Linked DNA regions of Mus musculus: regions 2 and 3 are each linked to region 1. Evidence: chromatin loops called from intact Hi-C (ENCODE). Cell type or tissue: heart. All regions are shown on one strand.

The links. Peaks named below come from ENCODE experiments on the same cell type or tissue, not always from the same donor. Only the 100,000 strongest peaks of a DNase experiment are listed, where the experiment ranks them.
Region 2: it touches region 1 in a loop (3-fold over the local background); 4 of 42 quality-filtered maps call a loop at or near these places.
Region 3: it touches region 1 in a loop (8-fold over the local background); 3 of 42 quality-filtered maps call a loop at or near these places.

The regions. Positions count from the first base shown.
Region 1 is chr7:44,243,386-44,251,385 of GRCm38, reverse strand. 2410002F23Rik (RIKEN cDNA 2410002F23 gene) reads right to left here and starts at 4,664. Exons shown (of 6, transcript NM_025880.4): 1 at 4,563-4,664; 2 at 3,091-3,134; 3 at 1,787-1,844; 4 at 1,327-1,365; 5 at 1,046-1,077; 6 at 1-773. The coding sequence starts at 713. It overlaps Snord88c (small nucleolar RNA, C/D box 88C), which reads right to left and starts at 1,531; the gene lies at 1,448-1,531. It overlaps Snord88a (small nucleolar RNA, C/D box 88A), which reads right to left and starts at 1,236; the gene lies at 1,165-1,236. LOC115486841 (a small nucleolar RNA gene) reads right to left here and starts at 3,296; the gene lies at 3,206-3,296. It also overlaps LOC115486842. In heart, no CTCF peak of the experiment used is centred here; DNase peaks (open chromatin) are centred at 4,135, 4,675 and 4,945; H3K4me3 peaks cover 3,025 bases; H3K27ac peaks cover 2,281 bases.
Region 2 is chr7:44,544,113-44,552,112 of GRCm38, reverse strand. It overlaps Pold1 (polymerase (DNA directed), delta 1, catalytic subunit), which reads left to right and starts at 3,298. Exons shown (of 27, transcript NM_011131.3): 1 at 3,298-3,358. It overlaps Nr1h2 (nuclear receptor subfamily 1, group H, member 2), which reads left to right. Exons shown (of 10, transcript NM_001285517.1): 5 at 1-158; 6 at 254-513; 7 at 616-795; 8 at 1,269-1,368; 9 at 1,605-1,813; 10 at 1,982-2,497. The coding sequence ends at 2,128. In heart, a CTCF peak has its summit at 3,109; DNase peaks (open chromatin) are centred at 2,322, 3,212 and 4,282; H3K4me3 peaks cover 2,521 bases; H3K27ac peaks cover 1,329 bases.
Region 3 is chr7:43,439,266-43,447,265 of GRCm38, reverse strand. It overlaps Cldnd2 (claudin domain containing 2), which reads right to left and starts at 6,450. Exons shown (of 5, transcript NM_028849.1): 1 at 6,382-6,450; 2 at 5,452-5,633; 3 at 4,960-5,100; 4 at 4,296-4,415; 5 at 3,946-4,049. The coding sequence starts at 5,620. The coding sequence ends at 3,976. Etfb (electron transferring flavoprotein, beta polypeptide) reads right to left here and starts at 3,194. Exons shown (of 6, transcript NM_026695.3): 1 at 3,062-3,194. The coding sequence starts at 3,118. In heart, no CTCF peak of the experiment used is centred here; DNase peaks (open chromatin) are centred at 3,205, 3,705, 4,364 and 5,431; H3K4me3 peaks cover 2,731 bases; H3K27ac peaks cover 3,030 bases; H3K27me3 peaks cover 717 bases.

The DNA of each region.
Region 1 (8,000 bases):
GTGGGCTGTCTGTCTACTTGCTCCCGGGGTACACCGTGGCTGAGCAGCCAGCCTAGGAGGTCCTTACGAGTTGGGTTGGGCCCCAACATGAGCTTGGTGCGGCCTGGATGGCTCTGGCGCCAGAGCAGACCCACGTCAGCAATAGTCTGGATCTCCATCACAGCCTCCAACACTGTCATGCCACGTACCAGCAGGCTGACCAGTGAAAGCCGCAGCTCAGAGGGGGCTGCTGTGAGCAGGCGCCGCTGCAGGCCTTGAGTGAAGGCCACATCCTCTGGGGCCAGGTCCACGGGCCCTTCTGGGTCAAGGTAGATCCACTCAATCATGCCCAGCTCACGCACCAACTGGATGCCTTCCTCCATGGTGGTCCAGGGCCTGAAGGGTAACTCGGTGGCCTCAAAATGCAGGGAGGATTCCCAACGCTGACGCCAGGCCTGCAGCAGCCAGCTCAGGAGAGTCTGGCAGCCAGCCCCCCGCAGGGCCTTGCAGCGGTAGTTAAAGATGGCATCATGGGTGAGGTCACCCAGCAGCCCCAGCTCCCCAGAATTCAGGGACAGGGCAGGGCCTCCCTGGTCATACACCCGCAGGATCCAGGTGACCATGAGCTCATTGGGGTTCTGCTTGAAACGCCGTGAGATAGCCAACAACTCCGTGTATGTGTAGTAGCGGTCCCCCCGGCCTATCTGGGTGGGCACCAGCACTCTCTCAGCCATGGCCCTCACAGTCTCAAGGTAAGAATAGCAAGAGGGCTAGAAGCAATGCTGTCGCAGAGGCTGCAAAGACACAGGGCAAGCTGGTAGGTGACAAAGGGCTACACTCCCACCCAGCATCCCCCTAGAATGGAAACCCCTCAGACTCCTGGATGTCAAAGGTCCTGGAGGCACAACATATCACCATGGTGGTCAGAGCCCAGTGCTATATACATCATGGGGGTTCCCAAGAGCGGCATGACAGAGATGTCTCTTAGCAATCTGGTCTAATTGTGTAAACCAAGTTCATGTGATTAGCATTAGACTTCTACTCCAGACAGTCTTTCTGCTCTTACCTGAAGGGAAGTAGGATGTTTGTAGAAACCACCTATAGGCAGGAAGGAGAGGGGACAGAGGTTGGCAAGGGACACGAAGACCATGGCACCCCCCTATTCATTCCTCCTTGTAGTCAGGACCCCTCAGACCCCAGGGTGTCAAAGGTCCCTGGGGGCACCATGTCTTCAGGATGGTCAGAGCCCAGTGCTGGACATCAAGGGGGTCCGCAAGCATACACACTGACAGCACAGAGTCTAAACTGAGCTGTTTGTCCTAGCACTTTAGGCAGCTCTCTGCTTACCTGGAGGGAAGCCTGGTTGTCTGAAGGAACTGCCTCTGTCTGTTGGCAGGAGGGAGAGGAGAAAGGCTGGTGAGACTCACAAAGACCACAGCTTCCCCATCCACTCCCTTTGTCGCCAGGGCCCCTCAGACCCCAGGGTGTCAAAGGTCCCTGGGGGCACCATGTCCTCAGGATGGTCAGAGCCCAGTGCTGAACATCAGAGGGGTCCTGGTAATATTAATACCCTCCCTTTCTAAGGTCCTAGGGCCATGCAAAGTCCCAAGGGGGACAGTATAGCCCAGTGCTCAGAAATCCACCCAAGAGAATGGCTGACACTTGGTTTTAGAGAACCCAGGACCCTTAGGGGTAACACTTCCCTGTTTCCTTGCTTAAGACAGTTTATGTGGGCAAAGTTGCTTCTACCTCCCAAGGTAGAAGATTTTCGATACATTCTATACTCCCCGCCCCCAATCTTACTCACTTATTTTTGTATGTAGTCCAGTCTGGATGTTAACTCAGGATCCTCCCGCCTCAGCCACCTGGAATGTTGGGATTATAGGCACGTGCCACAGTTACCCCTCAATTGTCTACACTGACCTGCATGCTGTAGACTGAGGTTGCTGTGTCCTTGGGAATGTGGGGCAAATGAGACAGAGACTGGTCTTGGTCTCATGGCTCAGCCCTAGGACTGTTTGGAATTTCCAGGGTATAGTGAACATGTCCCTAAGTGGCTTCCACCCTTCTTCCAGACCTGTTTCCCCCTAAACCAACTCTTCAACTTGCCTGAGTTTGAGGTTAGCACCTCTGTTCCACCCTGCAACTTGGGGGAAGTAATGACTTTGCATTCTGCAAAGAAATGACACCTGCCTAAGACCCTGGTGAGATGTAGTGAACTCATTTGCTTCAAATACTGGCCCTCTTCTCCTCTACCCTACAGTCTTGTTATATAGCACAGGCTGGCCTTGGACCCTATAGTTGTTGGTTGATTAAATCCAAATTATAGAAAGTAACTCCTCTCCAGCTCTCTGTACCTTTTCAGTTCACATCTTTGCCCAGTCCAGAGACTCCGTGTGTTCAGTGCTATGCAGAGTGCTTTGTTATTAGCCCAAGCCCAGTATGGTCAGATAGAAAACATCTTAAGGTCAACAGCAGAGCCATTGTTTTCCCTGTTCCCAACACCTAAGAAACAAGGAGATATTCTCCTAGAGCTGAGAACGTGTTCTTTTTTAGATAACACACATGCCTGTCTTCTGATAAATCTTGTTATTTTAATAATAGAACCTATGTAAATTCAAGGTTCTTTAAAAAATAAAAAGTATCTTTTTTTTGGGGGGTACAAATTATTTGCTAGGCCCTAAACGATGCTCAAAGCTACATTGTCTTCAGTCCACAAATCCAGTGGGCAGGCGCTAATGCCGATATTTTGTTCTCTACTGAGTTTGAAAATTTGGTCCTTTCTGTACCTTACCCAGTCCTTACCCTTAGAAGACAGAAAATACTGCCACCCTCTCTATGTAACTGCAGAGGACTTAGGTGCCTGCCCTTGATGTGTCTGTTCCATTCAGCACCCAGGTTTATTGAGGTGGTTTACTGACTGGTATGGAGTTATGAACAGCAGGTCTGGGATCTTTACCTACACCTGACTGATCCCATTTAAGTTAAGAGTTTTAATATGTAATACCCTATAATTGCGGGTTCATTAAATCCAACTTATAGAGAGTAACTGAAAAGGAAGGTACACTATTTATTTTAGGTGTGGACAGATTAAAAAGTAAAGGCTCTTACCACAGTAAGATGATGATGGATGGCTACGTGGCTTCAAGATACACCTGTAATACCGAAAGGACTTGGTGAGGGTTATGTGTGGGGCCAGCCCACAGGTACAGAACATCAAATTTAGAGGTCCTCAGATCTCCAGGTGTCAAAGGTCCTGGAGGGGCACTGTGTCCTCAAGGGTGTTTGGAGCCCAGTGCTAAACATCACAGGAGCCTCAGGCCTTCTGCAATGTCAAGGCTACTTGCCTTCAGGGATGGTGGCCAAGCTAACACAATAGAAAAGATTGACAAACACAAAATCCACTAGAGGCTCCAAGTTCCCCAGTCCAGTAGGTCCATAGAGATTCCCTATGGACATGATGTTCTGTCTTGGTTCGTAACCTTGAAAAACACAACCTGCAAAGACACACATCCTTCTGAGGAGCCTGGTGGGAGAACTATGGGGGTTCTACAGAGCAAAATGCAAACAAGCAAAACCCTGCTGAGATTTTATATATATAATATAGGCTTATATACATATATATATTTATATAAATAAATAAATAAATAAATGGAAGGCCCAGTGACTTACTCAGCGAGATTTGAACCACCCTGTGAAAGCTGTCTGGGAGATGATTTAGCAAGGAACACAAAGAGAACAGTAGGATTCCCAAGAGGAAAGAGTTTAATCAAGTGTGATAATGGCACTGACCAGTAAGTAGGCAGAAAAAGATTGGTTTACAGGCAAAGGTGTGGTTAAAATATTTTGGGAGAAATATGTAATTTACTTGAGTAGCTGAACCGAAAATGCTTGTACCATCAGGCCCTACAAGACCATCCTGTAGCCATTGTATTAGTATTCTTGCAGGTGAACAAAGGCCTGGCTCCCTTCCTCCTCGTCTACTCCTACCTGCTGCTCCGAAGCAATCCAGTCCTCCACGTGCACTCACTTCCGCCTTGGTAACTCCGTATCGTGTATCTGCCCCTACACCCCATCCTCCTCCAGCCCTCATGTGTTCTAGGTTGCACAAAATTGCCAAAATCCCACACGGGGGAGGGGCAGTGGTAGAGATTTCCTACGGAGAGAACCTGCAGGTAGCACGGGGCTGTCACTGGGAGGAAAGATTCTATGTCACACACCCCCCTCCCTGTCGCCTAAAAAAAAAAAAAAAACCGGGAAGATGGCGGACAAGACCCGCGACGTGAGCAGCAGAAATGGCGTAGCCCGGCTAAGGCAAGACAAAGGAAGGCCTGGCCCGGCATCCCAAGCTCCACAAACCTGGCGAAAGGCATTGTCCCGAAAGTACCCGCATCCGCCCCTTCGAGAGAAACCCTGGTTCCAGCCCGAGCACGCCCGCGGCCCCAAGCAGCGCCCTTGAGCCCGTCCGCGCGACAGGTACACCCGTGACCAGGCCACGGACACCTCGGGACACGTGCTTCCCAGGGTGCAAAGCAGCACCACCGACTGGAAGGTACCGAGGCCAACACCGTGGAAAAACTCACCGGGACAGACCTCACCTCACACGCGATCGCCACAGGCGCGCGCCACCGCCGCGTGTCCCCATTTATAGCGCGCGCTGCCCGTCAGCCCCACCCATCGCGCTCGCAAGGCCCCGCCTCCAGCGGCTCTTGGGCCCCGCCCTGAGGTAGCCCACACTTACGCCTGAGCCGGGGATCCTGCTTTCACGGTGGCAGAAAGAATAAACGTCTGTTGCCCTTAGGACATTCCTGATCAGGTGATAAGGTACGTTGTTCCCAAAGAGGATGAAGAGAATGAAGAACATATCTGAAAGGTTCTTCCGTTACTTCCGTCAGGCAGCTCTTAGACAGCTCCCAAGGAGAGGGCGGGACGAGAAAGCCCCCCATGGGGTGGGGGTTTGGCCAGAACCGGAAATCCCCCGACTTGCCAGCGCGGCAGGCTAGCTCGTTTTTGCTGCAGAAGCTGGGGTCCGCTAAAAGGGCCCACCCGGCAGTAGTCGCAGCTGCGGCGCGGGAGGCAGGACCAGCACACACTGGCAGACTTTTAGGGAACCATGGGTGTGGTGTAGTTAGAGGGCTGGGTTCTGTGATGTGCGGGCCCGGAGCGGGGACGCTAGGGCGGAAAGGAGGGGAATTCCCTGTGCCAGAAAGAGGGCAGGTTGGGGTCTGGACCCCTGGGTGTGAGGGAGGGTGGGTGGTGTCTGGACCCTTGTGTATGAGGGCGTGAGGCTGGAGGGCTGCACTACTGGGTTTGAATCTGGAGGCTGAGATAAGGACTGCTGGGTCTGAGGAAGGAGGCGGAGGGCTGGAACCCCTAGGTCTTGGGGGATAAGGGTCAGGGTTCTGAATACTTGGATGAGCTCGAAGTGGGTCCTCAACCACAGAAGTCATAGAACATTTTTTTTTTAAAAGTCTGCACCTCATACCAGTTCTCTCTTTCTTCATTTTGCCCTCCAAATAGTCTATGTTACACTCTTCAAGCTCTAGATTCCTTAATGTGACCTGAGTATTCTTTGTTTAGCTGGCCCTCTGCTCATTAGGGCTCTTTCTCATTCCGCTGGGGAGACTGGCCTGGGAACCTAGTGGTCTGAAGTAAAGGGAAAGATTCTTCTCTTAGGTAAACGAGTTTCCATTATTGCTGCTGGCTCACACCAGAGGAAAGTCAATAGTTTGATGAGACAAGGCCTCTCTCTCTAGAACAGGCTGGCCTTGAGCTCAGAAAGCTCCCTGTCTGCTTCTGTGCTTGGCTCCCGTTACCACATTGATGGTTAATATGGTCAACTTCTCCAAATCTGGTATTACCTAGGAAAGAAGCCTTGGAGCATACCTTGTGGAGAGTTATCTAGGTTAGCTTAGCCGCTGACCATGCACAGGTTATCTTAGTTGGGTTAGTTGACCTGGGAAGGCACACCCACTATTGGGGAACCATGGGCTGCATAAATGGAGAAAGCTGAGCACCAGTGTAAATGTCCCTCTGACTGCAGATGCAGTGTGACCAGCAGCCTCCTCAAGCTCCTGCCTCCTTGACCCTCACCTTACCTCTCCATGTGATGAACTGCACTTTGAACTGTGAACCTGTCCCCTTACGTGGCGTTTATCAGGGTGTTTTATCATAGCAACAGAAAAATAAGACACCTTTCTCTTTCCCCATAGCATGGACCCCCTTACCTTCATCTATGGGCACATACATTGCATCTGTCTGCACAGTATTGACACTGTTTATTTGATTACTTGTAGATCTAGTATAAGACAGAGTTGTTACTCTGTTTAAAAATGGACGCATTTGCTTGGGGAATGTGGCTCAGTTGGTAGAGTGCCTGTCCAACATGAAGGAAGCGCTGGGTTCATCCCTAACATTAGACCAGGCATGCTTGTGTCCACCTAGAATGCCAGCAAGAGACTGAGAACTTAGATTCCATCTTGGCTACATAGTGAGTTCCAGACCAACCTGAAATACATGAGAACACATCTAAATTTTTTCCTTTGAAAATACAATGTGCTTATTTTAGATTTATATGTATGAGTGTTTTGCTTGCATGTGTGTGTGCTTGGTACCCTTAGAGGTCAGATGGGAGTGTTGAAACTGGAGTTCTGGGCAGTTGGAAACCGCCATGAGGGTTTTGGGGATCAAGCCCTGGTTCTCTGTAAAACTCTTAAAAGCTGAGCCATCTGTCCAGACCCTTGTGACTTTTTTTTTTGATAACTCAATTATACAGTTTTTTTATTTTTATTTTCATTTGTCTGAGTGTGCACGTTGGGGGGGGGATATGCATATGTATGAATGCAGTACCTGCAGAGGCTAGAAGGGCAGAGCTGGAGTTACAGGCAGTTGTGAGGTATCCAATATGGATGCTAGGAACCATACTCATTCTTCTGGAAAAGCAAGCAAGAACTCTTAACCACTAGGCCATCTGTCTTAGGGCTTTATTGCTGTGAAGAGACACCATGGCCAAGGCAACTCATAAAGGAAAACACTTAGTTGGGGCTGGCTTACAGTTCAGCAGTCTAGTCCACTATCATCATGGTGGGAAACATGGCAGTGTGCAGGCAGACATGGTGTTGGAGGAGCTGGGATCTACATCTTGATTCACAGGCAGCAGAAGGAGCCTATGTTCCACACTGGGCAGGGCTTGAGCATAAGAGACCTCACCACCAAACCTACCCTCCACAATGACACACTTCCTCCAACAAGATCACACCTACTCCCACGTGGCCACTCCTCCTTATAGGACCACTCCCATGAGCCAAGCATTCAAACACATGAGTCTGGGGGGAGGCTATACCTATTCAAATCACCACACCATCTCTCCAGCCTTTTGATCATGCAGTTCTTGGTTGCCTCTATTCTACAGACAAGGACACTGAGTCCCAAGTGGGTCAGCCTTGCTATGAGTCATGGAGGTAGTCAGGAACAGTCTCTAGACCTATGCGAGTGAGCAAAGGGACCCTCCTTTCCCTGCATGGGACACGGTAACCTTTCCCCACTCATCAGAAGCCTCTTGGCCCCACACCTCCCTCCTCAAACCGGACACTGAACAGACTTGTGTTGCGGGCATTTGGGAAGAAGAGAAAGGGGTGGGGAGGCTGGACTGCAGGAAAGGACAGGAGGGGAGCTGAGGATATGAGCAGGATTTTCTCAGAAAAGGTGAGATATTGATGGTACGACTAAAGGGTGGAGCTAGGGAACAGTAATGGACACCTTTAATCCTAGCATTCAGGAGGCAGAGGCAGGCGCATCTCTGAGTTCCGGCTAGCCTAGTCAAAACAGACCCTGTCTCAATAACAAAAAAACCCCATGACAGACAGTAAAAGCTGAAAGTCAACTGTTCAACATGCTTAAGCAACTTGTTGTGGTAGTGACTCACACCTTTAATCTCAGCACTCTGGAGGCAGAGGCAAGAAGATTTCAATGAGTTTGAGGCCAGCCTGGTCTACAGAGCAAGTTTCATGACAGCCGTGGCT
Region 2 (8,000 bases), 300 kb before region 1:
AGGCTGCAAAGGCTTCTTCCGGCGCAGTGTGGTCCACGGTGGGGCCGGGCGCTATGCCTGTCGGGGCAGCGGAACCTGCCAGATGGATGCCTTCATGCGGCGCAAGTGCCAGCTCTGCCGGCTGCGCAAGTGCAAGGAGGCTGGCATGCGGGAGCAGTGTAAGCAAGGGGTGGGGCTAGAGGGAGAGCGGGTCACCTGCAAGGGGAGGTGTAAGTGAGGCTGAGGCCCGCCTCTGAGGCCGGCTTTCCCGCAGGCGTGCTCTCTGAGGAGCAGATTCGGAAGAAAAGGATTCAGAAGCAGCAACAGCAGCAGCCACCACCCCCATCTGAGCCAGCAGCCAGCAGCTCAGGCCGGCCAGCGGCCTCCCCTGGCACTTCGGAAGCAAGCAGCCAGGGCTCCGGGGAAGGAGAGGGCATCCAGCTGACCGCGGCTCAGGAGCTGATGATCCAGCAGTTAGTTGCCGCGCAGCTGCAGTGCAACAAACGATCTTTCTCCGACCAGCCCAAAGTCACGGTATCGCCCTGCCCGGCCCTGTGGACAGAGCCCACCCAGGCTAGGGAGGGGTTTCCTAGGGCGTGCGAGTCCCCCACGTGACCGTGGTCTTTTGTGTCCCAGCCCTGGCCCCTGGGTGCAGACCCTCAGTCCCGAGATGCCCGTCAGCAACGCTTTGCCCACTTCACCGAGCTAGCCATCATCTCGGTCCAGGAGATTGTGGACTTTGCCAAGCAGGTGCCAGGGTTCTTGCAGTTGGGCCGGGAGGACCAGATCGCCCTCCTGAAGGCGTCCACCATTGAGGTAATAACTAGGCTCTAGGACGAGACCAGAGCTGAACATGGTACAGGCATGTCCTGACCCTTGTGGGGTGTAGTCAGCTGCAGGGTCCCATCCAACAAGGTATCTGGAGCCTCCAGAGAGCCAGCCAGGGAGAAAAGGGAAATGGGCTGAGGTAGAGAATAACGGAGGATATCAGATGGGCTGTTAAACAGGAAAATGACCCAAAGACTCCAAAGGAATGGATATTGGAGCCAAATCAAGGATAATGAAGTATTGAGAGTTAACTGTGTGCAGAGTTCTGAATGCTAAGAATTAAACCTCTAGCCTGGGCCTCACGGTAATGTGGGGTTAGTGGCCTTGGATGGGGCAGTGGGTGATAGAGTTGAAGGAAGGAAAGTTAAGAATGTCTTACCTGGCAGAAGGGTGGCAGCCTGCTGGTCTTGGCACATTTGACTCTGGGGCAGCTGAAGAGCCCTGTACCTTGTCACCTCCAGATCATGTTGCTAGAAACAGCCAGACGCTACAACCACGAGACAGAATGCATCACGTTCCTGAAGGACTTCACCTACAGCAAGGACGACTTCCACCGTGCAGGTCTGTGGAAGGCACTGACTTGGTCCTGGGGTTTCTGCCCCGTTGGCCCTCCAGGCCAGGCAGGCACTGGCAAGGAAAGATCATGTTTAGCGAGGCCAGATGCATCGTGTAAGAGGCACTCACAGGGTCTGTGTGGGGCGGAAGCCGGAGTAACTGTCACAGGCTGTCCTTCCTTCCCCTTTGAGTGCCCTGGGACCAGGGTCCGGTGTGAAGCTGGGCTGGGGCTGCTCTTGCAGGCTTGCAGGTGGAATTCATCAATCCCATCTTCGAGTTCTCGCGGGCCATGCGGCGGCTGGGCCTGGACGATGCAGAGTATGCCTTGCTTATCGCCATCAACATCTTCTCAGCCGATCGGCCTAATGTGCAGGAGCCCAGCCGTGTGGAGGCCCTGCAGCAGCCCTACGTGGAGGCGCTCCTCTCCTACACGAGGATCAAGCGCCCACAGGTACGGGAGCTGCCTGTTGTATATGAGCAGTCTCAGTATTGGGGTCCAGTGGCACATGTTGGGCACACTGAGCCTGGGGCCTGACCACTCAGGGTGCTGGCTTTCCAGACAAAGCTGGCTTTGCAGGACAGGGCCCCAGCAGGACCGACTTGCCTCCTCTCCCTGCAGGACCAGCTCCGCTTCCCACGCATGCTCATGAAGCTGGTGAGCCTGCGCACCCTCAGCTCCGTGCACTCGGAGCAGGTCTTTGCATTGCGACTCCAGGACAAGAAGCTGCCGCCCTTGCTGTCCGAGATCTGGGATGTGCACGAGTAGGGGCAGCCACAAGTGCCCCAGCCTTGGTGGTGTCTTCTTGAAGATGGACTCTTCACCTCTCCTCCTGGGGTGGGAGGACATTGTCACGGCCCAGTCCCTCGGGCTCAGCCTCAAACTCAGCGGCAGTTGGCACTAGAAGGCCCCACCCCACCCATTGAGTCTTCCAAGAGTGGTGAGGGTCACAGGTCCTAGCCTCTGACCGTTCCCAGCTGCCCTCCCACCCACGCTTACACCTCAGCCTACCACACCATGCACCTTGAGTGGAGAGAGGTTAGGGCAGGTGGCCCCCCACAGTTGGGAGACCACAGGCCCTCTCTTCTGCCCCTTTTATTTAATAAAAAAACAAAAATAAAGTTTGAGTACAAGCCATTCCTGAGCCCAGTGTGGAGAGGGTGGGCCATCTCTCTGCCCAGGTGACTGCGCTTGGTCTAGGTTCAGGCCACAGGGGTAGGGGTCGCTCCGCCGAAGACAGGTTATCTTCATACAGCATAGTTTGAGACACTAAGGCGGATGGAGGCCAGTGGAAAAGGAGAGGAACTTTAAGAGGAGGGTCTCAAAAGAACACTTCTTTTTTTTTTTTTTTTTTTTTTTAATTTTATTTATTTTATTATTATATGTAAGTACACTGTAGCTGTCTTCAGACACACCAGAAGAGGGCATCAGATCTCATTATGGGTGGTTGTGAGCCACCATGTGGTTGCTGGGATTTGAACTCCGGACCTTTGGAAGAGCAGTCGGGTGCTCTTACCCACTGAGCCATCTCACCAGCCCAAAAGAACACTTCTTAGGGCCAGGTTTTCAAAAGCTGAGGACTGCATCTGGCCATGAGTGTCATAAGTCAGGAAATGATTTGTGGGGCAACAGAAGTTATACAAGAACCTGGGCGTGTAGGGACTCTGAGGAAAACAGAAAAGAAGCTTGCTTCTAGCAAAGCATCAGGGTAGCATCCACTGTGGCAGTCTTCTAACGCTCCTGCAGTGGGCGCTCGGGGACCGCAGGCCAAACCCCTAAGAGCCAGGATGCTGGGGGCGTGTCCTTGTTCCGTTAGCGTCATGGGGCGGGGCCACTTGCGAGAGGCGTGGTTGTGGGTCCTCCAGAGTGGGACGTGGTTTGATCGCCCAAGCGGGCTAGGGGCGGGACCCAGCGGGCGCGCCGCAGCTCTGGGCCTGCGCGCAGAGGGTTCAGGGGTCACGGCGGCGTATCTTGTGGCGGGAAAAGCTGTTTGAGGCGGTAAGTAAGGAAGAAGAGTATGGGGCGCTCGGTCGCGCAGCTGACGCCTCGAGCAGAGTGCTCGCAGAATGTCTGCAGCTGGGGGAAGGATAGAGCAAGGCTGGCAATGCAAAGGACAGATCCCCTGGAGCTTAGGACCTGGGGTGCGCTGGACTGTCCGGGTGTGGGCTCAGCGGCGTGCACGCTAGCCAGGAGGGAGGGGCCGGAGGTGCAGGGCGTTGGTGCCTGTTCCGCTGTTCGAGAGACAAGGCGACGGTATCAGAAAGTCCAGCAAGAAGTAGGAATGAGCCGGGAATAGTGGCGCACTTTTATCCCCCGCACTCGTGAGGCAGAGACAAGCGGATCTCCGAGTTTGAGGCTAGTTTAGTTTACAGAGTGAGATCCAGGATAACCAGGGATACACAAGAGAAACCCTGCCTCAAAACCCCAAATTTTTTTTAAAAAGTAGGAATGGGAGGAAAAGTAATGCCTTAGAGCCTTTTCTTTTTTTCTTAGTGCGTGCGCTATGATGCGCACGTGGAGATCTGAGGACAACTTTGTGGCGTTGTCTCTTTCCGCTATGTGGATTCCCTAAGATCTAACTCAGGCTGTTCAGCTTGGCCAACAAGCTCAAATATCCATTCCGCTGTCACATCGGGCCCCATGTGATGCTTTATATACTAAATAGAACAAGCAAATTGATACTAGATGGGACAGTCTGCTTACCCAGTTTGGTGTTTGGTGGGGGAGGTGAGACATATCCCACAGTCCCAGAGCAACTGTCACTGCAGGGTCCCAGGGGAGGAGCCAGGTGTGAAGCTGGCAGTGTGTGAGGTACCCTGGGGAAAATGAATGGTTACTGTTTTAGTGTGCCACCATCACCACAGCGGGAGTGGGAGTGAAGACAGCTGTCCTGCAGGATGCTGCAGCTTCAGAGAGCATCCCTCTAGCGAGTGGGGCTTGCACCTGGGTCTGACTGTCCTGAGGGGAATGGGAACGTTGTGCCTCCAAGAACATCCCTGTCCGGGAAAAGGGGAGACTGAGGTGACAGAAGCAGTTTGTGGGAGTGGAGGAGCTTAAGGGGCCACCCCTCCAGGAGAGGTACAGGAATCCTTGGATCTGGCAGCCCTGGGAGAGGTGACATGAAACAATTGTTCAGCCTTTGGAGGCAGGAGGATGGCATGTTCTAAGCCTGCTAGGGCAGCTTGGTGAGATGATGTCTCAAAATGAATAAGAGAGCCAGGATGTAGTTAGTGGTACAGCCTAGAATCCCTCAGTGAGGGGTTGGGGTGGGACTCAGTATTGAGCCCTGCTGAGTTAAACCCCCAGACCTCTACTGGCTTTTGAGACTCAGGCTTTCTAGCTCAGACTTGGCTTTGAATTTGCCTTTGAGGCATACAGCTTGGATTATGGGTAATGGCAGATCCAGTATGGATTGGCTTATATCTGGGAGGTATGTTGTGAGTGACTTACTGGCGAAGCTACTGTTTGTCATAGCACCGCCTTCCCACTCTGGTCTGTGGGAGCCAGCTCCACTGCTTCCCCCGCCTCCTTCCGGAGCTGTGTGTGTGTGTGTGTGTGTGTGTGTGTGTGTGTGCGCGCGCGCGCGCGCATGCTTCCTGACCTGGTGATGGAGGGATGCTCATTTTCTGTGCAGTGCAAAGCCATGTCCCCATGTCAGTGGTCCTCAGTGGTGTCCTGCAGCTTTATTAGTGCAGCGCGTGAACTTGTGTGTTTGGTTGAACTGTTTGGAAGTTGTAGCTGGCATGATATTTCACCACCAGCACCCTACCCAGGGTCCCCTAAAAGCAGCATCTGCTTGCATCAGCACAGGGACCTGATCTGCCAGCTCGACATGGGGCAGTGCAGGTCCTGCCTGCCTTTCCTTGACTGGCTTCTCCTATACTTAGGAGACTGGCAGGGCACCTGCAGTCCCTACTCCAAACACAGAGCCTTACCCCCCAGCTTTTTAAAATCTGATCTTGCAATACAGTGTGGGGCTAAGCTTGAACTCACGATCCTCCCATCTAGGCTTCCCAGGTAACTAGCCGCAGGATAATCCTTTCTTTAGATGTCTTTGTCTTTTTTAAAATATAAAACAAAAGTAGAAGCAGGCCATTCCACGCCTTGATTTACCTACTAGAGACAAAGCCTCTTTGAGACCTTTCACATTATCGTATGGCTTCCTCATTTCTTTATACAGCTGCATAGTACTCCATTGAATAGTACTAAGGGACTCTTGAAACTGTCCCCCTGGGGAGGACATTTAGGTGGTTTCCAGTCCTTAGAGATTTTAAACAATGGTACCGGAAATAACCTTGTAAAATCAGGTTCTTCATGTGCCCTGACCTATTAGGGTCAACCCTTGCATAAGGAATTGCTTGCAGCTTTTAACACCTGTGGTTTTTGACTGAGGTGTGATTTCTATTTAGTCAACTGCACAAGTGTGTGGGAGGCAAACTCCATCCAGAACATTCCTCCATACATCCTCAGATACCAACAGTCTCCTCACTCTCTAGAAGCTAGCAGGTTTCTGGTCCAAGAGCTTTTTAAGATTGATTTATTTATACTTTGGAGTGTTTGCCTGTGTGTTCATACGAGCACAATGTGCATGCAGTGCCTGTAGTAACCCTTGCTGTCAGATCCTCTGGAATTGGAGTTACTGATGAGCTGGTGCTGGGAACCGAACCCAGGTCCTCTGCAAGAGCAGCCAGTGCTCTGAACCACCTCACCAGCCCCCAAGAATTTTCTTTTTTTTTTTTTTTTTTTTTTGTTTATTTATTATATGTAAGTACACTGTAGCTGTCCTCAGACACTCCAGAAGAGGGAGTCAGATCTTGTTAAGGATGGTTGTGAGCCACCATGTGGTTGCTGGGATTTGAACTCCTGACCTTCGGAAGAGCAGTCGGGTGCTCTTACCCACTGAGCCATCTCACCAGCCCCAAGAATTTTCTTTTTAGTTGCGTGTGTGTGTGTGTGTGTGTGTGTGTGTGTGTGTGTGCGCGCGCACACACGCATGCACAGATTCCCCTGAGGCCAGAAGAGGGCGGCAGAGCCATGGAGCTGGCCTTACAGACAGTTGTTTGCTGGTGCTGGGAACAAAAGGAACCTTGTGTTTTCTTTACAAGATCTTACTTTTAATTACTTAAAAAAGTATATAAGCCGGGCATGATGGCACACGCCTTTAATCCCAGCACTTGGGAGGCAGAGGCAGACGGATCTCTTGACTTCCAGGACAGCTGGGGTTACATAAAGAAACCCACTCTCAAACAGCAACAACAAAAAGTTTTATGTTCTTTTTTTCTGACTGCGCATGTGCCTTCGACACAATGTCGGTGACTGTCCCTCCATAAGGAAAGCATGCTGACCCTGTCACAGACACAGCACACATGGGACCCTTGCAGGCTCTGCTGTTGTGTGTTTTGTTTTATTCAGTCTCATAAGAACTTCAGGTCTTAACACAAACGCTGTGAAGTCGGCCTGGGTGCATACCACATGCCAGTTCGGATGTTTTCCCAATTTCCTTGGAGCATAGGTACACAAGCCCATCACTAGGGATTCGGTCCAACCTCATTTTATTATGTGCTGTATTGTAGGAACAACAGCATGGTGTAGCAGGTGCTGGACCATGGTTACCTCTAAGCAAACAAACACCCCTTACCCTCACCCCCACCCCCCCAGACAGGTTTTTCTAACCTTGGCTGTCGTGGAACTCACTCTAGATCAGGCTGGCCTCCAGGTGTGTACCACTACCACAACTCAGCACAGGTCGTGTGCCCCCACTCCACCCCCTCTTTTAAGCCAGTGAGTTTAGTCAGGCTGCTTATAGAGCAGGTATGAGGGACTGTTCACAGCAACATGGATGGCTGCCCTGCTAACAGTCATCTTTTATAACATTCTAACGTACTACAAACCAGAGCGTGCTGAGGGGCAGCAGGAAAACACGGTCCTTCTCTGTTTCTGGTAATTGATCCATTATATTTCTTTTTTTTTTTTTTAAGATTTATTTATTATTATTTGTAAGTACACTGTAGCTGTCTTCAGACACACCAGAAGAGGGAGTCAGATCTTGTTACGGATGGTTGTGAGCCACCATGTGGTTGCTGGGATTTGAACTCTGGACCTTCGGAAGAGCAGTCAGGTGCTCTTACCCACTGAGCCATCTCACCAGCCCCATTATATTTCTATAAGAGCAGAGGCTACAGTAAAAACATTGACTCAGTACATAAGATGGTGGCATCACAGTGGGAAAGCGGGCTGCTTGTGTGTTTACAGCCAAGGCAGCCACTGCCAGAAACCCTGGGTTTATTACCTTTGTGTTCTAAGTTGGCTTTGGGGTGTCGGCTGTTGCCAAGCTTCTCATAGCGGTCCTGGGTCCACTTAGGGTTGTGGTCCACAGTGTGAGCAGCTTGGTAGGCAAATGTGAGCACACTATAGCTGTAGAGACGGTTGTGGGCCTTCATGTGGTTGTTGGGAATTGAATTTTTAGGACTTCTGCTCACTCTGGTCAGGGCCCGCTTGCTCAGTCCCTGCTCGCTCCGGCCCAAAGATCCATTTATTATACATAAGTACACTGTGGCTGACTTCTGAGCCACCATGTGGTTGCTGGGATTTGAACTCAGGACCTTTGGAAGAGCAGTCAGTGTTCTTGCCTGCTGAGCCC
Region 3 (8,000 bases), 800 kb after region 1:
GGAGAGTGGGCGTGGAACTGTAGGGCCTCTGAGCACCATGATCTTCAGCAAAGGATCACAAGGCCTCAGAAAAATGATCTGAGAACAAACATCATGAGGAACTGGGTGATACCAGGAACACTGAGGTGGGTGAGAGACTTGGTTCAGTCTGCAAGGAGCTGCCAGTCTGGAAATGGGGGTGCAGGTGGCACACTGGGGTAAACAAGAAGACTACAATATACTCTGGAAAGGGCTTACAGGATAAGATTCGGGGGGAGGGGGGACCTCAGGAGAGAGGAGATTCATTCAATGTTGATGTAATCAATTGGTCACAATTGTCAAGACAGGAAAAGGATGTTAGAGAGTACAGCAGAAAGGACACCAAAGCAAAGGAATCAATTGACAGAGTACAGGCTGGAGGTTTGGAAGCAGAAATGGGAGGAGAAGGTCCCAAGACCTAGAAGGTCCCCAGCCATAGATGGCTGAACCAAATAACCAAGGGTCCCAAAGCCAGCCTGAGAAGGTGGGACTTTGTATGGAGAGTGATGGGGAGCCAAGACAAGGTCAGCCCTGCATGTAGGAAGTCCCCGAGGCTGGATGAGAAAGTGCTGGAGGGGAAAGCCCAAGATCTCAGGGGGAGGCTAGGGTTAGGCTGTAGGTGAGACAGGGGTTAATGGGATAGGGCCTGGGGTCAGAAAGGAAACAGTGCTGTATAAGGTTTGGGGCTGGGAACTGACAGTCCGTGGGTTCTGACATTGAGTGTTAGGAGAAAAGATGGTACCTAAGTCTGGCCCAAGTAACCAGATGATGAAAAGATGGTATCAGGAGTCAGGGTAGCAAGGTCTGACTCACTGCCTTTCTCAAAGAGGGTATCATCAGACACTGGATGTGAAGTAGGAAGCTTGCACAGTGTGAGAGGGAAGTGCCATGACCCTAAGAAAAGAGGACACCATGCCGTATTCACCTTTAAGCTCTCGGTTCATACTGGAACACAGCCTAGCTGACCATGGGCCAAGCTTTGCACTAGGAGGCGCTGGGATTAGAGTTCATTCAAGGTGGTGAGGGTACTGGGTACGGGGTTGCAGGCCCAGCATCAAAGCCAGTTGAGAGGTTGAGGATGTAGAGTCTGAGGCCAGCCTGGGCAATTAAACGCCTCAGAATAAGATGTAGAGACCCAGGAGTGATAGTAGACAGCTGTAATCCCATCACTCAGGATGTAGAGGCAGGAGGATCAGGAGTTCAAGGCTATCCTCGACCTCTTAGTGAGTTCCAGGCCAACCTGGACTAAATAAGACTGTCTCTAGGGGCTGGGGAGATAGTTCAGTAGTTAAGAACACTTGGTGCTCTTTTAAAGGACCCAGGTTCAGTTCCTGACACACCCATCAGGCAGCTCACGATTACCTATAACTGGCTTCAGGGTTTGCTAATGCTCTACTCCAGCTTGCAGGGGCACCTATACTTCTTCTATGTGCATATCCACACACATAGGCCTAATTAGAGGAGACTGGAGAGATGGCTCAGTGGGTAAGAGCACTTCCAGGGGACCTATGCTATGGACATCGTAGCTCACAACTGTCTGTAAACACTAGCCCCAGGGTATTGGACACCTTCACGCATGCATGCATGCAAGCAAAACATCCATGCACATAAAATAAAAATAAATAATAAATCATTTTAGAAATTTAAATTATAATAAAAATACCTTGTCAATAATAATAATAATTTTAAAAATAAAATGGAAAAAGACTGGAGCTATAGCTCAGTGGTGCTGGTCTGGCCTAGCACTTGGAAGGTCATGGGCTTAATTCCCATCAACACACACACACCCAAATAAATAAATAAATAAACAAACAAATTAATGGTGGTTGAGTTGCCCACAAACCCACATGTATCTCAATAAACCTGGAAGCACCATCTCTGTCACAGGCTGTTAGAAGCCACCTCAAGCCAACCCGTTTTCTCTCTAGCAAACAGGCAGAGAGTCAGACTTGCCCAGACTCCTGATTCTTGCTGCTTACCCAGCTTGGGGGCAGGGGGCAGGCATCTGGCAAGTAACAGGGCCTCCACGGGCCTGGGTTTCCTCAACCACCCTGTTCGATTGAGAGTACAGAAGCTGTACAAAGGGATCAATCTCTGTACAGGAATTATATCTGCTGGTGCTTTGTGCCGACTTCCATGTGTGCTGTCTGGGTCATGGACATTAAGTCTGAGTCTGTCTCCTGAATCCTTCTTGTCTCATTCCTCAACTGCGGTACGTAGATGGTGGTATTAAATGATATAGCCCGTTTTTACCTATCTCAGAGGGTCTCTTGGGTGCATCTTCCTTATGCTAGGAAATTTGAAGGACACAAAGGGGGATCACAGGACAATGGGGACAGACAAACATGAATTGCCACCATCTTTTTTTCAGTACAGATTAGGCTAAGCATTGAGAGACTGGCCTGGGAACCCAGTCTGATTCAATGCTGGCTACAGCAGCTTCTCTCTGAGGAGAACCCAGGGCCTCAGGGGTGCTGCCCTCAGACTGCTCACGGACACTCCAAAGTCTTAGTTAAGCTGGCTCCTTTGAACTTGCTTCTCCAGCAAGCACAGGTCTCCTTCCCTTCCTAAATAAAAAACTGTCGACAAGCATCCCATGGCTATATGGGTGAGGCGCTTTCTGAGTCCCATGGAACCAGATGGCTCTCCATGTGGCTGTACATTTAGAGCAGACAGTGCAGCCTGCAAGGTAATGAGTGATGAAACCGCAGGCCCCACATAGAATTCTCTATTCTGATTCTCTCTTGCTAAGTGCCAGTTTTGTGCCTCAGTTTCTCCACGTGTTAAATAGGGACCATGACTCCTCCAGCCCACAGTTATCAAGGGACTGAGAGAGAGGGGAAAAGGGTCGTCACCTCAGAAGGATCTGATTGTCAAAATCTCACAGCCCTTGATTTTTGCTCCAAGTATGACTGACGTCGGGTCAAAGGGCAATAGAAATTGACTTTTGAAAGGTTCTCTTATGTGGGGCACGCTCCTGCTCTTGGACGTTCATAGCTGCGGTCTCAGGGTGCTGGGACCTAGTCGGGGTGGGGAAAGTCACCTTCACAGCGAAGTCGATGACCCTCTTGACAGCCACGAGCGCGCGCAGCTCCGCCATCTTCCTGCAGCAGTCACTGGCCGGGTCAGGTTGCTCCTAATCCAGATAGTCACACACTCCGCCCCGTATCTGTCTCTGCGCCTGCGCGCCGCAACACCGACCAATCAACCGTCGCACAACTCAGAAAAAGCCAATAGGAAGCGGAATTCAGGGAGAGGCGGGGTCCACGGCGGACCGCTGGGTGGAGGGGGCGTTGCACAGAAGTAGGGGAAAGGGCATTCCTAGGAGTGAAGTTTGCTGAGGGCTTATTTATCCTAATGCTCTCCTCGTAACTCCTGTTGTCCCCAGATCTGCAATTCACTTCTAGATCCCTCCTTTCTCAGCACTCCAAGCCCCCATGTCTGTGTTCCCACGCGCACCCTGTGCCTTTTTTCCTACGCCCCCAAGGCCTTCCTTCACTTGCTTGCCGCCGCATTCTTTCTGCAGATTCCCTCCTTATCCTTGCGTCTACACTTTACTTCCTTGTGATTTTCCCGTGTCCGCTCATCCCCACCTCCTCCCGCGACTGCGTGCTTTATGACTCTCCCGAGTCCCATATTCTCTCCCCGTGCATTCCCCGGGTGCGCTCGTCCCCGCCCCTTCTTCTACGCCTACATCCGCTAGGACTACCCGGTGTCAGCTTGTCCCTACACCCTCTCCCTGCTTCCGCATCTGCAAATCCCCAGGGTACACACCTCGTTACAGGGTTCAAGTCTCCGTTCCTACCCTCCCACATTCCTTCTGACCTCCTTAACTCTCTACAAGCCACTTTATCCGTGTCTCTGTAGTCTCCAAGCTTCTGTCTCTACGTTCCGCAGAAAAGCACGCAGGGGCGAGGCTAAAAGCCATTCCTTTATTCTGCCCCAGGCAGGCCGCATTCATAGGCATACCGGGAATCCGCTGATGGCTTCGGTGCTCTGCAAGATCATGTCGGCAAGCAGAAAGCAGAAGCCTGGCAGGAAGGGAGTACAGAGCCCGGGGAAGGAAGGTGGGCTATGGGGCGGATGATCTGGCCTGCCTGGGAGCTAGGGATGGGGGTTCCAAGGGCGTTTCCATCGGGTGTCTTGGAGTGCAGGGGCGGGGAAGTCACTGGAAGTTATTGTGGACTTTGCTAGGAAGAATAGGTGACTGGGAAGTTTCTGGGGAGGGGAGTCCTCTAGAGGGGTAGTCTCCACCCTCTTCCCCTCGTGCTGGTTACCCGCAATAAACAAGAAGGGTAAAGCCAACCATCCGAAAAAGTAGGACCAGGAGAAGAAGACTTCTGGCTTCCAGGCATTCTTTGAAGTGTATACGGCCAAGGCAATCAGCAGCAGCAACCCTGGGCCACGCCCACCCGTCAGGTGAGCGTGGCCAGGTAGAAGCTGCACCCAAGCCCACCCCTCAGAACTGCCCTTGTCTCTGACTTATCAAACCACGCCCAGCTTCCCTTTGGCTTCACCTTCGTGGGCTTCTTGCTCCTCCTCTTTTCTTTTTTTATTAAAAATAGATTCTTCCTTTATACAATCTATCCCGACCACAGTTTCCTCTCCCTCAACGTCTCCCAGCTTCCCTCATCTCCCCTCCCACACTTCCTCCTCTTCAGAGTAGAGTAGGTCTCCAAGAGAGGACAGTCAAACAGGACAAAAAGAGATACAAGGAGACAAGGCAAAAGCCCACGGAGGATGGGCAAGAGAACGCAACAGGAGGCGAAGAGTCCCAAGAGCAGAAGAAAAGAGTCAGAAACATCCCCACTGTCAGCTGCCCCCTGGCCCCTCCCATTTCTAACCATGGCAGTCAAACTCTCTCGGCCCAACTCCTTCAGAATTGCCACCACCACCAGCACCACCACCACCCCTCCTACATAGGGGTGACTGCCTTCTCACCGCTGAGGAAAAGTAAGACAATGGTATTCTGGCTACGTCGTGACTCTGCCTCTCGACACTGAATCCTTATCCCGATCCCCAAAGCTACAATACTGAAGGTTGCTGCCAACACCATGCACGCTGCGGACACTGCCACGGTGTCTGGAGAGACAGGGTAGCATCAGCTAGACGCCTTGGTGCCATGAAAGAACATCCCTGGGCTCTTCTGGCCATCCTCACCCCTACACACACACACACACACACACACACACACACACACACACACACACACACCATGAGTATCTAGAGCTCATCTGACTGCATTTTGGAAACAGGTGTTCCTATGGGAACGGAGGACTTGGTAGGGAGAGGACAGCAAGGCAGGCCTGGGGAGAAAGAGCCTTTGGGTAAAGGACATCTGGGTCTGCGCCTGGTATGGAAGGCCCATCTGGAGCTAGGGGTAGGGGTGGGCTCTGGAGTGTGGTCTGATATAGAGGCAGGTGAAGGTCTCACTCTGGCAGGGGATGTTGGAGCATTTGCCATGGGTACACTCCTGCCATAGGCCACTGTGCCCCCCTTGCTGTCGGGTCCAGTAGTTGGTGGTAGTAGACAGTACTGTGAGGATGCTGCTCAAGAGATTAAGTAAATTCCCTCCAGTCTGAAGGCTCTTCTTCACCCCCATGCCAAGGAGGCAGCTGCCAAGGACATCACAGGTACGACTGGCTCACACCTCTCGTTAGGAGGAAGCTCTTCCACGCCAGAAGGCCTCCCCCCCACCCCCCGCCCCCCAAGCACTCTTGCCTGGCAACCTCAACGTCCCCAACAGCAGCCACTTGCCTGGGATCCTAGCCTCAGTGAGGCTGAGGCAAGACATCACAAGCCCAAGGGCAGGCCATGAGTAATGTAATGAGTTCTGGGCCAGGCAGACTACAGTGTGAGAGCCTATCTCAATTAAAACAAGCAAAACAATACAAAATAAAAGAGGAGCAAGGAAGGTAGCTTAGTAGTAGAGTGATTGCCCAGCATGCACACGGCCCTGGGCACATTCCTTAGTTTAATATAAAACCGTCATGGTGGGGCACACGTGTCATCCCAGCACTTGGGAGATAGGGGCAGAAGGATTAGAAGTTCAAGGTCATTTTTCACTTACATAGTGAATTCAAAGCCAGTCTGGGTTATGTGAGACTCTCTCAAACAAAACAAAAAATTTCCCAATATCCCCTCACCCCATGCTACTGGCCTCTTCCTCAGCTACCTTGCCTAAGAACTTATGACCCCCCTCTAAGAGACTCAGTTCTCCAAGTGTCTCCATCCCCATCTCCACCTCAGGCCTAGTGACTAACTTTCAGGCATTTTCTTCCTCAGTGAGGAAGGTGGCCCTATTGGCCCCAGTGCCCCCCCCAGCCCTACCCGTACACATACACACCCCAGAAAATGACTTACAGCCTGGTCCCCTGCGACAAAGAGCCCGCGGGGTTGGGGGAAGGGAGGATGGTTCTCTGTGAGGCAGCAGATATTCCAGAATCTTCTCCCCTAGCAGCCTTCTAAATGGATACCCTCCCCCAGAAGTGTGTTTGCTCGATTCTTTGTTCTAGTTCTAGAGTTTGTTTGTTTCTGAGGCAAAGTCTCACTATGTAGCCGTGGGTGGCTTTCCTGGAACTCACTCTGTAGACCATTCTGTCCTCAACCTCACAAAGATCTGCTTGCCTCTGCCTTCCAAGTGCTGGGATCAAAGACAGGAGTCACTGCACTCCTCAGGATTGCTGTTTTGAAACAGGGTTATTTAATGCCCATTGTGCATTCAAACCATCTGAGGCTGTCCAGGTCGCCCTTAAACTTCTGATTCTTCTGCCTCTATCTCCTGGTCCCGGGATTATAGGCTCACACCACCATTCCTAACTTTGGTTGTGTTCTGCTCTGTTTGGCTTCCAGTCAGAGTCTTACTGTGTAGCCCTCAGCTGGCCTAGAACTCACCATGTAGCCCAGGCCAACGTCAGACTTACAGCAATCCTCCAGCCTCAGGTTCTCAAGTGCACGGAGTGCAGCATCAAGCCCAGCTTCTCTTTTAAAATCTTTATTTAAAACTTTTTATTTTTAAGGTAAATCGAATTTTATCTTTAGAATTTATTTACATTATTTTAAATTATGTGTTGTGTTGTGTGTGTGTGTGTGTGTGTGTGTGTGTGTGTGTGTGTGTATGTGTAAATGTGCAGAATGGAGTCCAAAGGTATTGGATCCCTTGGAACTGACATTCCTTTGGCTTTGAGCCACCCTGATGTAGGTGCTGGGAAATGAGCTCTTACCATCTGAGCCTAGCTCCTGAGGCTCTCTTAACAGAATGACAGCTCAGAAAGCAAGCCTGGGAGCTTGCTTAGTTGTTTGCTTAGTCTGTCTGCAGTCCTAGCTCCTGGGAGGATGCAGCAGGATTTCTTGCAGTTTTGAGCCAGCTTGATCTGCAGATGAGTTTCAGGACAGCTAAGGAGCAAGAGGAGGAAAGGGGAGCGCCAAAGCTGCAACTACTGCATGGCTAAGTTGTTCTAGAAGTTTCTCTTCCCTTAACCATCACGGTCTCCTGGTTCCCAGTTCTCCCTCTCTGTGACCTTTCTTCTCCCATGAAGACGGGGCTCAGCCTTCTCCTCCACTCCCATGGTAAATGCTGATTTCCTCTGGGGGCTATTACTTGCTTCTCTCCAGGAAAGCCTTCCTCTCCTGAAGGACAGAGACTCTGCCATCTGAGAAAGCAACCAAAATGCCACTTTTGGTCCCAGGTTCCTCATCTGGTCCCCAGATAGGAACCTCACCTGCTTTTGGCTCTCCTCCATGGCCACTCAACCACATGGCCTCCAAGATCATGGGCTTCCATCAAACCTGTGATGGCTCTGCCGTCTCTGTCAGACCAGAGTCTCAAGTGCTTTCCTTGCTTGCTTTGTGCCTCTGACCCCAAGCCTTGTCCCTTCGTAGCTGTTCTCCAGCCTTCCAATTTCACCTCCAGGTCACTGGAGAGAGACCTGTCTCACATTGGGGACACTTCTCCCTGCTCACAGTTATCGCCCAATTTGCCA